Regions from separate parts of the Homo sapiens genome. Here region 2 is linked to region 1. Evidence: read pairs that join two places in POLR2A ChIA-PET (ENCODE). Cell type or tissue: B cell. All regions are shown on one strand. Each heading gives the region's core, and the rest is flanking DNA. Links, peaks and the distances in the headings are about the cores only. Region 1 overlaps NSD1 (nuclear receptor binding SET domain protein 1). Region 2 has its middle 13 kb from the start of FGFR4.

Evidence for each region. Peaks named below come from ENCODE experiments on the same cell type or tissue, not always from the same donor. Only the 100,000 strongest peaks of a DNase experiment are listed, where the experiment ranks them.
Region 2: POLR2A ChIA-PET joins it to region 1 with 6 read pairs; 4 of 35 experiments call an interaction of 5 or more read pairs at or near these places.

The regions. Positions count from the first base shown.
Region 1 is chr5:177,212,739-177,216,738 of GRCh38, forward strand. The region is part of intron 5 of NSD1 (nuclear receptor binding SET domain protein 1); the gene reads left to right. Among named protein-coding and RNA genes, the nearest start is that of NSD1, 81 kb to the left of the region's middle. In B cell, for the core only: no CTCF peak of the experiment used is centred there; no DNase peak of the experiment used is centred there; H3K27ac peaks cover 311 bases.
Region 2 is chr5:177,068,885-177,079,690 of GRCh38, forward strand. It overlaps a transcript of ZNF346 not described here. Among named protein-coding and RNA genes, the nearest start is that of FGFR4, 13 kb to the right of the region's middle. In B cell, for the core only: CTCF peaks have their summits at 3,125 (motif pointing right) and 3,324; DNase peaks (open chromatin) are centred at 2,127 and 2,997; H3K4me3 peaks cover 1,034 bases; H3K27ac peaks cover 2,739 bases.

The DNA of each region.
Region 1 (4,000 bases), core at 1-4,000:
AAGCAAATAGATTCTATTGGATGGTAGTTTCTTTTTTTTTTCTTAAGGCACCCGCCACCATACCTGGTAATTTTTGTATTTTTAGTAGAGATGAGGGTTCACCACGTTGGCCAGGCTGGTCTTGAACTGAACTCAAGTGATCCGCCCACCAAAAGTGCTGGGATACAGGCGTGAGCCACTGCATCTGGCTGGATGTTAGGTTTTCTTTGACCATTACTTAAGATAGGTCCTTCTGTTTTGTGGACAATTTGATGAACCACATGCGCTTTTGAAAAAACTGCAAGTATTCTGTAGTACTTATTTGAAGGTCTTAGGTGTCTTAAATTCCTACTGGAATGAGGATTATGAACAAATAAAAATACCAGAAGTACCCAAGTGTTGTACCTAGCAGCAGATGGAAAACAGAAATCTTTCAAGATACTAACATTACACAGTATACAGTTGAGGATAAAGCAGTGTGTGTATACATGTATATACATATTTTTTTCTTTTTTACAGCAATATCCATTAACATAAGATTCTCAAAACTGTGTATCATAGTAGATTTTTCTCTAACAGCTTTATTGAAAATGCAGTTATCATATCATAAAATTCAGCTTTTAACGTTTTTAATTGAGTGGTTTGTAGTATAGTCACAGAGTTGTGCAACAATCAGTGCGATCAATTGTGGAATATTTGCATCATCCCAGACAGAAACACAGAACTCTTGTCAATCTGCCTTCAGGTTTTTTTTTCTTTTTTTTTCTTGAGACGGAGTCTCGCTCTGTTACCCAGGCTGGAGTGCCGTGGCGTGATCTCGGCTCACTGCAGGCTCCGCCTCCCGGGTTCACGCCATTCTCCTGCCTCAGCCTCCTGAGTAGCTGGGACTACAGGCGCCCGCCACCACACCCAGCTAATTTTTTTTTGTATTTTTAGTAGAGACGGGGTTTCACTGTGTTAGCCAGGATGGTCTCTGATCTCCTGACCTTGTGATCCGCCCGCCTCCACCTCCCAAAGTGCTGGGATTACAGGCGTGAGCCACTGTGCCCAGCCCTGCCTTCAGTTTTTACCAATCTGTAGATTTGTCTATTGTGTACATTTCATAGAAATGGAATCATACAATATATGGTCCTTTTGGGTCTGGTTTCCCTTACTTAGTTTAATGTTTTCTGGTTCATGCCTCTTGTAGTATGTATCAGTTCTTCTGTCTTCTTCTAAAATTATGGTTAAAAAGCATGTAACCTAAATGTACCTTTTTTGGTTTTTTTTTTGAGATAGGGTCTGGCTCTGTTGCCCAGGCTAGAGTGAGATTTACTCTTTAACGGTATTTACGGCCAGGTGCGGTGGCTCACGCCTGTAATTCCAGCACTCTGGGAGGCCAAGGCTGATGGATCACCTGAGGTCAGGAGTTCAAGACCAGCCTGGCCAACATGGCAAAACCCCATCTCTACTAAAAATACAAAAATTAGCTGGGCATGGTGGCGCGCTCCTGTAATACCAGCCACTCGGGAGGCTGAGGTAGGAGAATCACTTGAACCCGGGAGGTGGAGGTTGCAGTGAGTGGAGGTTGCAGTGAGCTGAGATTGCGCCACTGCACTCCAGCCTGGGAGACAGAGCGAAACCCCATTTCAAAATAAACAAACAAAAAAACAGTATTTAAGTGTGTATTATAGTGTCATGAATCATGTACATGTACAACAGCAGATCTCCAGGACATTTTCGTTTTGCTTGACTGAGACTCTATACCCATTGAACAACAACTCCTGATTTTCTCCTTTGTTCAATCCATGACAACTAACATTCTTTCTGCTTCTGTGAATTTGATTACTTTAGACATCTCATGTAAGTGGAATCATGCAGTATTTGTTGTTTTGTGATTGGGTTATTTCACATTTCACTTAGCATAATGTTTTCAAGGTTCATCCATGTTGTAGCATATGACAGGATCACCTTTTTTTTTTTTTTTTTGAGACAGAGTCTTACTGTGTCACCCAGGCTGGAGTGCAGTGGCGTGATCTCAGCTCACTGCATCCTCTGCCTCGTGGGTTCTCGGCTCACTGCAGCCTCTGCCTCGTGGGTTCAAGCAATTCTCCTGCCTCAGCCTCCTAAGTAGCTTGGACTACAGGCACATGCCACCATGCCTGGCTAATTTGTTTTGTATTTTTAGTAGAGACAGGGTGTCACCATGTTCCCCAGAATGGTCTCGATCTCCTGACCTCGTGATCCACCCGCCTTGGCCTCCCAAAGTGCTGGGATTAAAAGCATGAGCCACCACGCCCTGCCGATAACCTTTTTTTATGGCTGAATAATATTCCAACATACTTTTTCTTTTCCATACTAAAGCATCTTTTCTTTATCAGTTCATTGGTTGATGGACATTTAGATTGCTTCCACATCTTGACTATTGTGAGTAATGCTACAGTGAACATGGATATGCAGATATCTCTGAGATCTGGTTTTCAATTTTTTTTTTTTTTTTGAGATGGAGTTTCGCTCTTGTTGCCCAGGCCGGAGTGCAATGGCACAATCTCAGTTCACTGTAACCTCTGCCTCCTGGGCTCAAGCAATTCTGCCTCAGCCTTTCAAGTAGCTGGGATTACAGGCATATACCACCACGCCTAGCTAACTTTGTATTTTTAGTAGAGATGGGGTTTCACCATGTTGGCCAGGCTGGTGTCGAACTCCTGACCTCAGGTGGTCTGCCTGCTTCGGCCTCCCAAAGTGCTGGGATTACAGGCATGAGCAACTGCACCCAGTGATGTTCATTTCTTTTGGATAAATACCTAGAATGGCATTGGTGGAACATAGGGTAATTCTACTTTTATTTTTATTTTTTTTTGAGACAAGGGTCTCCCTCTGTCACCCAGGCTGGAGTATAATGATGCGATCTCAAGTCACTGCAACCTCTGCCTCCTGGGCTCAAGCAATTCTTGTGCCCCAGCCTCCCAAGTAGCTGGGATTACAGTGGTTTTGCCATGTTAGCCAGGCTGGTCTCAAATTCCTGACCTTAAGTGATCCTCCTGCTTCGGCCTCCCAAAGTGTTGGGATTATAGGTGTGAGCCACCGCACCCGGCCTACTTTTAATTTGATGAACCTCTATAGTGTTTTGCATAATTGCTGCATCATTTTATAAGTCCTTTGTCCATATACATATGTTTTTAATGATACTGGGCCTCTTTGTCACCTAGGGTGGAATACAGTGGTGCAGTTATAGCTCACTGCAGCCTCAAACTCCTGGGCTCAAGTGATCCTCCTATCTCAGCATCCTGAGTAGCTGGGAGTACAGGTGCATGCCACCACACTTGGCTAATTTTTGTGTTTTTTTGTAGAGACAGGTTTCTGGCTATGCTGCCCAGGCTGGTCTTCAACTACTGGGCTCAAATGATGTTCCCACTTTGGCCTCCCAAAATGCTGGGATTCCAGACATGAGCTACTGTGCATATCCCTTTGCATATTTTTAAATCTTGTTATTTTTAAAAAATGAGGTATAAGAGTTATTCATATATCCTGGATATTAACCAATTATCTGATGTATGATTTGCAAGTATTTTCTCCCATTTTGTACCTGCCTTTTCACTCTGTTGACTGTTTTCTTTGCTGTGTAGAAGTTAATGTGATTTTTTTTTTCCATTTTTGCTTTTTAAAAAATTTTTACTTGTGCTTTGGGTCTCATAGCCAGGAAATTCTTGTTCCTTCCAATATCATGAAGTTTTTTCGTCTGTTTTCTTCTAGGAGTTTCATAGTTGGAGGTCTTATGTTTAGGTCTTTGATCTATTTTATGATAATTTTTATGTAAGGTGTAAAATGAGAGTTCATCTTCGTTCTTCAGCATGTGCATATCCAGTTTTCACAATACCATCTGTTAAAGAGACTATCTTTTCCCCATTGTGTAGTCTTGGCACTGTTGTCGAAGGTCATTTGACCATGTATGTGATTTATTTCAGGGATCTCTGTTTTTTTTTTTTTTTTTTTAATTTTTAGTAAAATTGAGACGGGGTCCAACCATGTTGCCCAGGCTGTT
Region 2 (10,806 bases), core at 1,037-5,036, 140 kb before region 1:
GTGCACCAATTTTAGACTTCAGTTTGATGAATCCTCACTTACATGTATACATTGGGGCAGTCACCCTCCAGATCAAGATACAGAACATTGCCAGGTCCCTAAAACATTCCCTCATTTCCCCTCCTAGTCAGTATCCCCCAGAAGCAACCACTATTTTGACCTCGATCATTATAGATTAGTTTTGCTTGCTCTTGAGTTTTATAAAAATGGAATCATACATTTTGCACAATATTAGTTTGTGGAATTCACCCATGTTACTGTATGTCTCAGAAGTTCAGTTTTTTTTTTTCAGCCAGGCGCAGTGGCTCATGCCTGTAATCCCAGCTCTTTGGGAGGCCGAGGCGGGCGCATCACTTGAGGTCAGGAGTTCCAGACCAGCCTAGCCAACATGGTGAAACCCTGTCTCTACTAAAAATACAAAAATTAGCTGGTCGTGGTGGTGGATGCCTGTAATCTCAGCTGCTCGCTGAGGCAGGAGAATCGCTTGAACCTGGGAGGCGGAGGTTGCAAGTGAGCTGAGATCGCGCCACTGCACTCCAGCCTAGGTGACGTAGTAAGACTCTGTCTCAAAAAAAAAAAAACAAGTTGAGTTTTTTCGTGCTGTGTAGTGGTCCTTTATTTGAATATAGCACAATTTAGCCATCCTACTTTTTTGTTTTTGTTTTTGAGATGTTCTCACTCTGGCCCCCAGGCTGGAATGCAGTGGTGCCATCAAGACTCACTGCAGCCTCGACCTCCTGGGCTCAAGTGATCCTCCCACCTCAGCCTCCCAAGTAGCTGAGACTACAGGCACATGCCACCACACCAGCTAATTTTTTCTATTTTTTGTAGAGATGGAGTCTCTGTTGCCCAGGCTGGTCTCGAACTCCTGGGCTCAAGTGATCCTCCCGCCTCAGCCTCCCAAGTAGCTGGGACTACAGGCACATGCCACCATGCCAGCTAGTTTTTCGTATTTTTTGTAGGGATGGCGTCTCACCCTGTTGCCCAGGCTGGTCTCAAACTCCTGGGCTCAAGCGATCCACCCACCTTAGCCTCCCAAAGTGCTGGGATTACAAGCGTGAGCCACCAAGCCTGGCCCAGCCATCCTGTTGAGGGACAACTGGGTTGTTTCTAGTTTGGGGGTATCATAAATAAAACTGCTGTGAAGGATTTTTTACATGCTGCTTGGTACACATGTTCACTCATCTACTCAGGCGTGGAATCATAGAGTAGGCATATGTTTAGCTTGTCTAGACACTGCCAAACAGTTTTCCAAAGTGGCTCTATTGACTTACATCCTCACCAGCAGTGTGTGGGAGCTCCAGCAGCTCCACGTCTTGGTTAGCACTTGGTGTTGTCAGTTTTTTTAATATTGGCCATTCTGGTGGTACCCAGGAATTTGAATCCATAGTTCCTGACTTGAAATCAGGGCCCTTCTTACTTTTAGCATGCTCAAGACAGGTTTGAATTTTGTAGCCTCGAATGGCCTCAGAAATCAATACCCAGGACCCACAATACAGCAGGCAAGCATATGAGGGAGCCCCTGCTCATGGCTCCAGTGCCTAGGGAGGGTCTCAGAGAGGCATCAGCTCTGGAGAGGCAGTCTAGCGTAGTGGCGAAAACTCAGGTTCTGGGAAGCAAGCAGCTAAGGTTCAGATCCCAGCTCTGCCATCGCAAAGCTGCCTCGGGGTGGAACATTAGTACCTACCTCACAGGGTGATCATGAGAATTAAAAGAATAGGTGGATATGAAATAATAGTGCCTTACACATGATAAATGCTATATAAATGATAGCTGCTGCTCTTTCTATTGTTGACCTGAAGTAAGCCCTGAGTCCCCCTGGAGCGGGGGTAAGGCCACAAGCAGATGGCATCTGGCATAGCCCCATGTAATAAGATTCAGTAATCCGGTCTGACTGAGGCGGGGGGAAAAGTAGCATAGTGGCTAGAAGTGATTCTTTACTGGGGCCCAGCGAAAAGTCACCCTCCACTACTGGGGAGCCCCTGCTTATCCCAGGCCCAAGGCTCTTTGGCCAGTGACACTACTGAGGTGTCACACCTGAGGGGAAGAAATGGAATCATGCATGAAATGGAACCAAGAGGAAGTGGAAGCATACTCTTAGCCCAGAGCTAGATGCAAAGCAGCTGTTTGAATATAACAACCCACCAGTGCAGACACAGATCTAGACATGTACCTGTATAGCAGCCAATGAGGGGTGGCATGAGGGACAAGGGCCTGGGATTCAGGAGCCCTAAGTGTTGGTCTGAGCACTGCCACCAGCTATATGTGACCTGAGGCCTTGTGAAGTGGAAGTTAGAAGAAATCACAGTTCCCAGCTCAAATCCTGAAGAAGTAGCAATGAACAGGTAGAGTTTCCTCCCAGAGCCCTAAGCCAGGTGTGGTGCACGTGCCTGCAATCCCATCTGCTCGGGAGGCTGAGGCAGGAGGATCGCTTGAGCCCAGGAGTTCAAATCCAGCCTGGGCAACATAATGGGAGCCTCTTAAAAAAAAAAAAAAGAAAGAAAGAAAAAAGGGGCCAGGCGCCAGGCGCGGTGGCTCACGCCTGTAATCCCAGCACTTTGGGAGGCTGAGGTGGGCGGATCACAAGGTTAGGAGATCGAGACCATCCTGGCTAACACGGTGAAACCCCATCTCTACTAAAAATACAAAAAATTAGCTGGTCGTAGTGGCGGGTGCCTGTAGTCCCAGCTACCGGGAGGCTGAGGCAGGAGAATGGCATGAACCCGGGAGGCGGAGCTTGCAGTGAGCTGAGATCGTGCCACTGCACTCCAGCCTGGGCGACAGAGCGAGACTCTGTCTCAAAAAAAAAAAAAGAAGAAGAAGAAGAAAGCCCTTCCTTCCCTCACAGCAGTCCCTGCCAGATGAGCTGTCCCCACCCCCAAACCAGATGCTCTGATGAGCAGTCACTAGTGTAAAATACAATAGGAAGAACACTTTCTCCCTCTGACCATCCATCCACCTAACCTCACCTCTCTGCCCTGTGCAAAGCCCTGTTACAGAGACAGGGCAGACCCGTCCCCGGCCTGTCTCTCCCAAGCTTACTGTTCATATATGCTGCTTCATCTGTCTAGGAATATCAGAACGCAGTTCTGTAAATGTTCAACTCTTCAGTGCAATGACCCCATTAGCCACTAGGTGGAGTCAGCTTCTTTTTTCTAGCAAGGTAGACCAGCCCTGGGACTTTACTGTTTGATTTAATGGGAAGAGAACAGGGTGACTTCACGAGCCCCTGTATATGCTATTTCAGTTAACCCTCAGGACAACTGGCAAAGACTTGATTTCACAGGAGAAAGTCAGGGACAAAGTCTTGCAGAGCTTACACAACCAAGAAGTAGCCTTGGAGAGAGATTTGATCTTAGCACTTCTGCTCATTCCCAAGGCCGATTTCCCCTTCCCTCAGGACATTTCCCTCAGGAGGCCCTCTCTGTTTGAGGGCTGTAACTTAGTCACCTGTCTAGAAGTACACCTGATGTCAGGCCAGCTCCACAGCCCTTCTTTTCCTTTTCTCCTTTGGGTGACAAACCTGCTCCATTCTCAGATCCTGTGGTTCCGAGGGACTGGCCCTGCTCTCTGATTCCAGGAGTGAGCCTGTGACCCGACTGAGTAATCACAGTCATAGTCTTCAGCTGTTAGTGTCCAGCATGTAAGGACAGCCTGCTTCAGAACTAAGCCAACACAGAGGAGGCCGGGCTCGGTGGCTCACACCTGTAACCCCAGTACTTTGGGAGGCCAAAGCAGGCAGATTACTTGAAGTCAGGAGTTCAAGGCCAGCTGGCCAACATGATGAAACCCTGTCTCTACTAAAAATACAAAAATTAGTCAGGCGTGGTGGCGCACGTCTGTAGTCCCAGCTACTCAGGAGGCTGAGGCAGGAGTATTGCTTGAACCCGTGAGGCGGAGGTTGCAGTGAGCCGAGATCACACCACTGTACTCCAGATAAGGAGAGACTCATTTCTGATGACTACCTGGATCCAGCTATGCCTGAAGCTAATATCCCCCAGGACTTTTTAGTTATGACTTTTCTTTAAGTCAGTTGAGTTTCTATAACTTGCAACCAAGATTTCTGCCTAATACTTGCTCCAGCTCCCCTTGTCAACCTGGGGACCTCCACTCATCCAGAGATCACTGGCCCCCAAGGCCAAGTTGGCTGCCCTTTGTGTTCCCAGATGCCCTGTGTTCCCCTCTAGCATAGCCCTTAATATGCTGTGTTACGATGATCTAATTCCCTGTCTCTTCTTTTAGACTAGAAACTGCTTGAGGGCAGGAATTGGGTCTTATGATACTGCATCCCTGGTCCCTAGCATAGGACTGTGCTTATGTTTTAATAACTGCTTGGTGATTGAATACATTAATGAATAAATGAATAAAAATGGGTATGGTCTGGTAGGGACCATTGCTGGGATTTCACAGGAAAGACATTTATTTTGTTTGTTTTTTGAAACAGCGTCTCACTCTGTCACACAGGCTGGAATGCAGTGGTGCAAACACAGCTCATTGCAGCCTCGACCTCACTGACTCAAGTGATCCTCCCACCTCAGCCTCCCGAGTAGCTGGGACTACAGGCGCACACCACCACACCCAGCTAATTATCTTATTTTTTGTAGACACAAGGTCCCACTGTGTTGCCCAGGCTGGTCTTGAACTCCTGAGCTCAAACGATCCTCCCACCTCGGCCTACCAGAGTGCTGGGATTGCAGACGTGAGCCACCGCACCTGGCCGGAAAGACTTATTGAGGGAGATGATCCTCTAGTGGTCATGAAGGTCAAAGGAGCCAGGTTGCTGGGGTGGGAGGAGGCTTAGTGAAAGGAACTAGAAGAGGCGAGTTGTGGAACACAGTTGATTGTTTCAATAATGGCCTCCCATGAATCATTGCCTCCCTGTGCCTGTGTCCTTTTGCAATGTGACTTTATCATTGCTCCCATCAAGATCGGGCGGGCGGGGGAGGGGGGGGGTCCATTTCCCAGTCTCTTGAATCTGAACTAGTCTTGTGAGTTGCTTTGATCAGAGAATTCAGTAACATGACTGTACGACTTCCAAGGTTAGGACTTAAGTGCTCATGCAGCTTCCGTTCCTGACCCTGTGAAAGGAAGTTTGGGCTAGACCATGTGGCGACCACAGACCAGGTAGAGAGAGAAGCCAACAGCCAGCTCCATACATGTGAGGGAGGACATCCCAGACCCTCTAGCATAGCCAATCCACAGCATAAGCAGAACTGCCACCTGAGCCCAGCTAATCACAGAATTGTGAGAAATAATACATTGTTTTAAATAATTAAGTTTGGGAACAGTTTGTGCAGTAAAGGCTCACAGAATCACTAGGTATAATAATCAGAAGCTTCCTAGTGTCTGTTTACCCTTCTTCCTATAATAAGCTTTTCTTTGAAAAACCCCACCCTCAGCTTATGTAGTCCGGGTGGGGAAGACCTCCACTCTCCTGGCTTTTGCCAGAACAGTTGAGAAGTTGCCAAGTGGGAATGTCTCGAGCCCAGAGCTGTTAGTGGCCTTCTTTGTCACTTCTTAGGGAGCACCTGTCATAGAGAAGAAGACAGAAGAGAGAATGAGTTTTGACCATACTGTTGGGAACCAGGATCAAGCTGTTTCTGGAGCCTGATTCACACCAGGACTTACAGTCATGCTCCTGTAGTCCCAGCTACTCAGGAGACTAAGGCAGGAGAATTTCTTAGGCCCAGGAGTTCACATCCAGCCTGGGCAGCACAACAGACCTCATCTCTTTAAAAAGTGCATGAGCCAGTACATTCACTATTTTGTGTAAGCAGGTTTGAATTTGAGTTTCTGTGTCTTGCAACTGAATGAAAACGTTCGCTGAGAGCCAGAAAAATTGATAGAGGCTGAGCAGCTCCAGGGCAGAGGGCAGTTAGGTCAGACAGAGGAGGGATTCCTGGCCGGGCAAGTTGGCTCACACCTGTAATCCCAGCACTTTGGGAGGCCGAGGCGGGCGGATCACGAGGTCAGGAGAACGAGACCATCCTGGCTAACACGGTGAAACCCGTCTCTACTAAAAATACAAAAATTTAGCCGGGCATGGTGGTGGGCATCTGTAGTCCCAGCTACTCGGGAGGCTGAGGCAGGTGAATGGCATGAACCCAGGAGGCGAAGCTTGCAGTGAGCCGAGATCGCGCCAGTGCACTCCAACCTGGGCGACAGAGCAAGACTCCCTCCGTCTCAAAAAAAAAAGAATTTTTTTTAAATAAAAATAAAATATATCTACATTTTGGCCGGGCATGGTGGCTCACGCCTGTAATCCCAGCATTTTGGGAGGCCAAAGCAGGTGGATCATGAGATCAGGAGTTCAAGACCAGCCTGGACAACATGGTGAAACCCCGTCTCTATTAAAAATACAAAAAAAAACTAGCCGGGCATGGTGGTGGGTGCCTGTAATCCCAGCTACTCATGAGGCTGAGGCGGGAAAATGGCTTGATCCCAGGAGGCAGAGGTTGCAGTGAGCCGAGATGAGTAACACTGTACCCCGGCCTGGGCGACAGAGCCAGACACCGTCTCAAAAAACAAACAAACAAAAAAATCTACACTTTTTAATACTCCTCCCTTCAATAGGTCAAGTTTAATTTCTACCCTATATCCCCTAATATGGGCTGTAAGTAGCAATTCACTTTACTTACTGATTGATTGATTGACTCAAGGTCTTGCTGTGTCCCCCAGGCTGGAGTGCATGGCACAATCATAGGTCACTGCAGCCTCGATCTCCTGGGCTCAAACAGTCCTCCCACCTCAGCCTCCTGAGTAGCTGGAACTACAGGCATGCGCCACTGTGCCTGGCTAATTTTTTTTTCCTTTTTTTTTGAGACAGAGTTTCTCTCTTGTCGCCCAGGCTAGAGTGCAGTGGTGCAATCTCGGCTCACTGCAAACTCTGCCTCCTGGGTTCAAACGATTCTCCTGTCTCAGCCTCCCAATTAGCTGGAATTACAGGCACCCGCCACCACGCCCAGCTAATTTTTGTACTTTTAATAGATACAGGGTTTCACCAGGTTGACCAGGCTGATCTCGAACTCCCAACCTCAGGCGATTGACCTGCCTCAGCCTCCCAAAGTGCTGGGATTACAGGCGTGAGCCACCACGCCCGTCTGGCTAATATTTTTTATTAGGGTCTCACTCCGTTGCCCAGGCTGGTCTCAAACTCCTAGGCTCAAGGAATCCTCCTCGCTCAGCCTCCTGAAGTGCTGGGATTATAGGCGTGAGCCACTGTGCCTGGCTGTGACTCACTTTTAACTAATAGAATAAGACAGAAGTGACAAGAATCTGATGTCTGAGAGTAAGTTATACATTACATTGCAGCTTCAATATTTCTCTCTTGGATCACCAGCTCTGAGGGAAACCAGCTAACGTGTTGTGGGAACACTCAAGCAGCCCTATCAAGAGGCTGTTGTTGAGAGAAATGTAGGTCTTCTACCAATGACAAAGATTCTTTGGTTGGCCAAATTTTAGTCAGGCTTCTGAGCCTTCTCCTAGGTCCATCTGTGCACTTCCTTGTAAAATCTAGTTTTAGCAAAGAACCTGCTAAGTCTAGTTTAGCAAGAACTGCCGCCCATCTTCGATATCTGATCAGGTTCCTCCTCCTCCACCATCCCCCAGGTGATGGCTGATGGGCCTGTCTTCAGCAAGAATCCTGTTGGGTCAGTTTGGACAGAACCCCTTTACCCCAACGTTTCCTCTTAGTCATTTTCCATTCACTGCTCCCCACTCTGTTCCTTGGCTCAGAATTCCCACTCGCCCATGCTGTATTCAGAATGGAGCCCAATCTCTCTCCCCCTCTGCAAGATCCCATTGCAGTGGTCCCTGTGACTATCTCAATGGTCCTGAATAAAGTTTTCTTTACTGTGCTTTAATAAGTATCGTTGAGCCGGGCGTGGTGGCTCACGCCTGTAATCCCAGCAGTTTGGGAGGCTGAGGTGGGTGGATCATTTGAGGTCAGGAGTTTGAGACCATCCTGGCCAATATGGTGAAACCCCGTCTCTACTAAAAATACAAAAATTAGCTGGGCATGGTGACAGGTGCCTGTAATCCCAGCTACTTGGGAGGCTGAGGCTGGAGAATCGCTTGAACCCAGGAGGCGGAGGTTGCAGTGAGCCGAGATCACGCCACTGTACTCCAGCTTGGGCGACAGAGCGAGACTCTCAAGAAAAATAAATAAATAAACATAAAAACAAGTATCTTTGAATAATTTTTTCTTTAACACCAATAGTCAGCCAAATATTTGTTATGTAAAGTCGTTAAGTTTAAAAGTAATGTGTTATGAAGCAATGGATAACTAATACAGGTCTTTTTCCTAAAAGCCATGGAAATTTATTAAAAGGTTTTAAACAAATAGCAGTGAAAACAGGATGAATTTGCTGCCATGTAAACAAATGAGTACTATGGCCAAAGAGCCAACAGAGGAGAGTGGAGACACAAAGGAAGGGTGTTCTACTGAGAAGGAGCCTTTTATTTATAAAGGGTTTAAGAAAAAGGATTAGCCGAAGAAAAAATTATTTGGTTCACATAGTGAAATGTTCAAAGAAGGAATGGCTTCAGGCAAGGCTTGATCCGGGTGCACTCCAGCTCTTGGCCCTCTTGTTTCCTTTATTGCTGTCTTTCACAGAGAAGCTCTCCCAAGCAACTCTAGGCATCCCTATTCACAGCTCAGCTTCTCAGAGAGTTGGTTTCCTATTCATTCCAATAAAAGACCTAGACTGGCTCCCATTGGCCCTCCCATGGTCACATGCTCATCTCTGACTTAATCACAATGGCCTGGGAGATGGAATATTCTCCTTAGCCAGGTCTGGGTCACATGTCCACCATAAATGCCAAGGAGGAGTGTTGGTTTCATCCAGTCCCCCGTGGACTGCTAGTAGGGGAGGACCACGACATCAAGAAAAGTTTGAGGGGTCGTTACCAGAGAGAGGAAAAGGGTTTTAATGTCCAGTTTAGGGTGGCCAGGAGGGATCTGAAAGAAAAAGGAATGCCTGGCCAGGCGCGGTGGCTCACGCCTGTAATCCCAGCACTTTGGGAGGCCGAGGCAGGTGGATCACCTGAGGTCAGGAGCTCGAGCCCAGCCTGGTCAACATGGTGAAACCCCATCTCTACTAAAAATATAAAAATTAGCTGGGCATGGTGGTGAGTGCCTGTAATCCCAGCTACTCGGGTGGCTGAGGCAGGAAAATTGCTTGAACCCGGGAGGTGGAGGTTGCAGTGAGCTGAGATTGCACCACTGCACTCCAGCCTGGGCAACAGAGCAAGACTCCATCTCAAAAAAAGAAAAGAAAAGAAAAGGGAATGCCTGAGAGGAGTCCAGAAATACCTGCTGAATGGCAGGTATCTGGTAGAATGCCTGGAAAGCGGGGAGGACAGATAGGCAGGCCAGAGGAAGAATGCTCAGCAACAAAGGCAGCATAAGCAAAGACGCCACGGTGTCAGCCAGTCAGGCACATTCAGAGGCTCTACCTGGAGCTCACTGCAGCTGCGAAACAGCAGGTGTCTTGGGGGAGACTGGAGCTGGGACAGCAGAGAGCAGCAGAGGCCAGTCCTGGAGGGCCCTGAATGTCAGGCTGAGGAGCTGGGGGTGCCAGTGGGTGGTGGGGGGAGAGTAGTTAAGGGTGAGGAGTGGCAGCACAGTGGCACATGCCTGGAGTCCCAGCTAATGGGGAGGCTGAGGCAGGAGGATCCTGCGAGCCTAACAGTTGAAATCCCATCTGGCAATGTAACAAGACCCCGTCTCTAATAAAAATAAGCTGGCCGGGCGTAATAGCTAGTGTCTGTAATCCCAGCACTTTGGGAGGCCAAGGCAGGCGGATCACTTGAGGCCAGGAGTTCGAGACCAGCCTGGCCAACATGGTGATACCCGTCTCTACTAAAAACACAAAAATTAGCCAGGCATGGTGGCACACGCCTGTAATCCCAGGTACTTGGAAGGCTGAGGCAGGAGAATCATCTGAACCCAGGAGACAGGTTGCAGTGAGCCGAGATCATGCCACTGCACTCCAGCCTGGGCATGAGACTCTGTCTCAAATAAATAGATAAATAAATGATTTTAAAAAAATAAAAGCTGAGGAGTGACTTGGTTAGATCCGTAGTTTAAAGAAGTCATTTTGGGGCCAGGCACGGTGGCTCACGCCTATAATCCCAGCACTTTGGGAGGCTGAGGCAGGTGGATCACCTGAGGTCAGGAGTTTGAGACCAGCCTGGCCAACATGGTGAAGCTCCGTCTCTACTAAAAATACAAAAAATTACCCAGCCGTGGTGGCTTACACCTGTAATCCCAGCTACTCAGGAGGGTGAGGCAGGAGATTTGCTTGAACCTGGGAGGTGGAGGTTGCAGCGAGCCAAGATCATGCCACTGCACTGCAGCCCGGGCGACAGAGAGACTCAAAAAAAAAAAAAAGTCGTTTTGGGAACCAGTCACCGCTTCTTTTTGATAGCCCCTGGTTTTGTTAGGGGAAGCAAGGGGTTCAGCAAAATGAATATACTTCCTGGCTTCCTTTGCAGCTAGGGGTGGCCGTGTCACAGTCTGGCCAAGGAAATGAAATTGGGAGTTGCTGTGTGGAAACTCAACTCTCTGGAACTTCTTCCTTCCTCCTGCCTCTGCACAAATGTGACGGCAGCAGCTGAAGCCAACATCTTGCGACCATGAGAGAAAAACCTGGAGAACGGACGAGTCCTCAACCCTGACTTCAGACCAACCTACACCCACCTCTGGACGTGGGGCTAAGTGAGAGATGGATACACTGTTTCATTTAGGCCCTGCTCACTTAGGTTTCTGTTATTCACACCCCAACGAAACCCTCCATGGTCCAG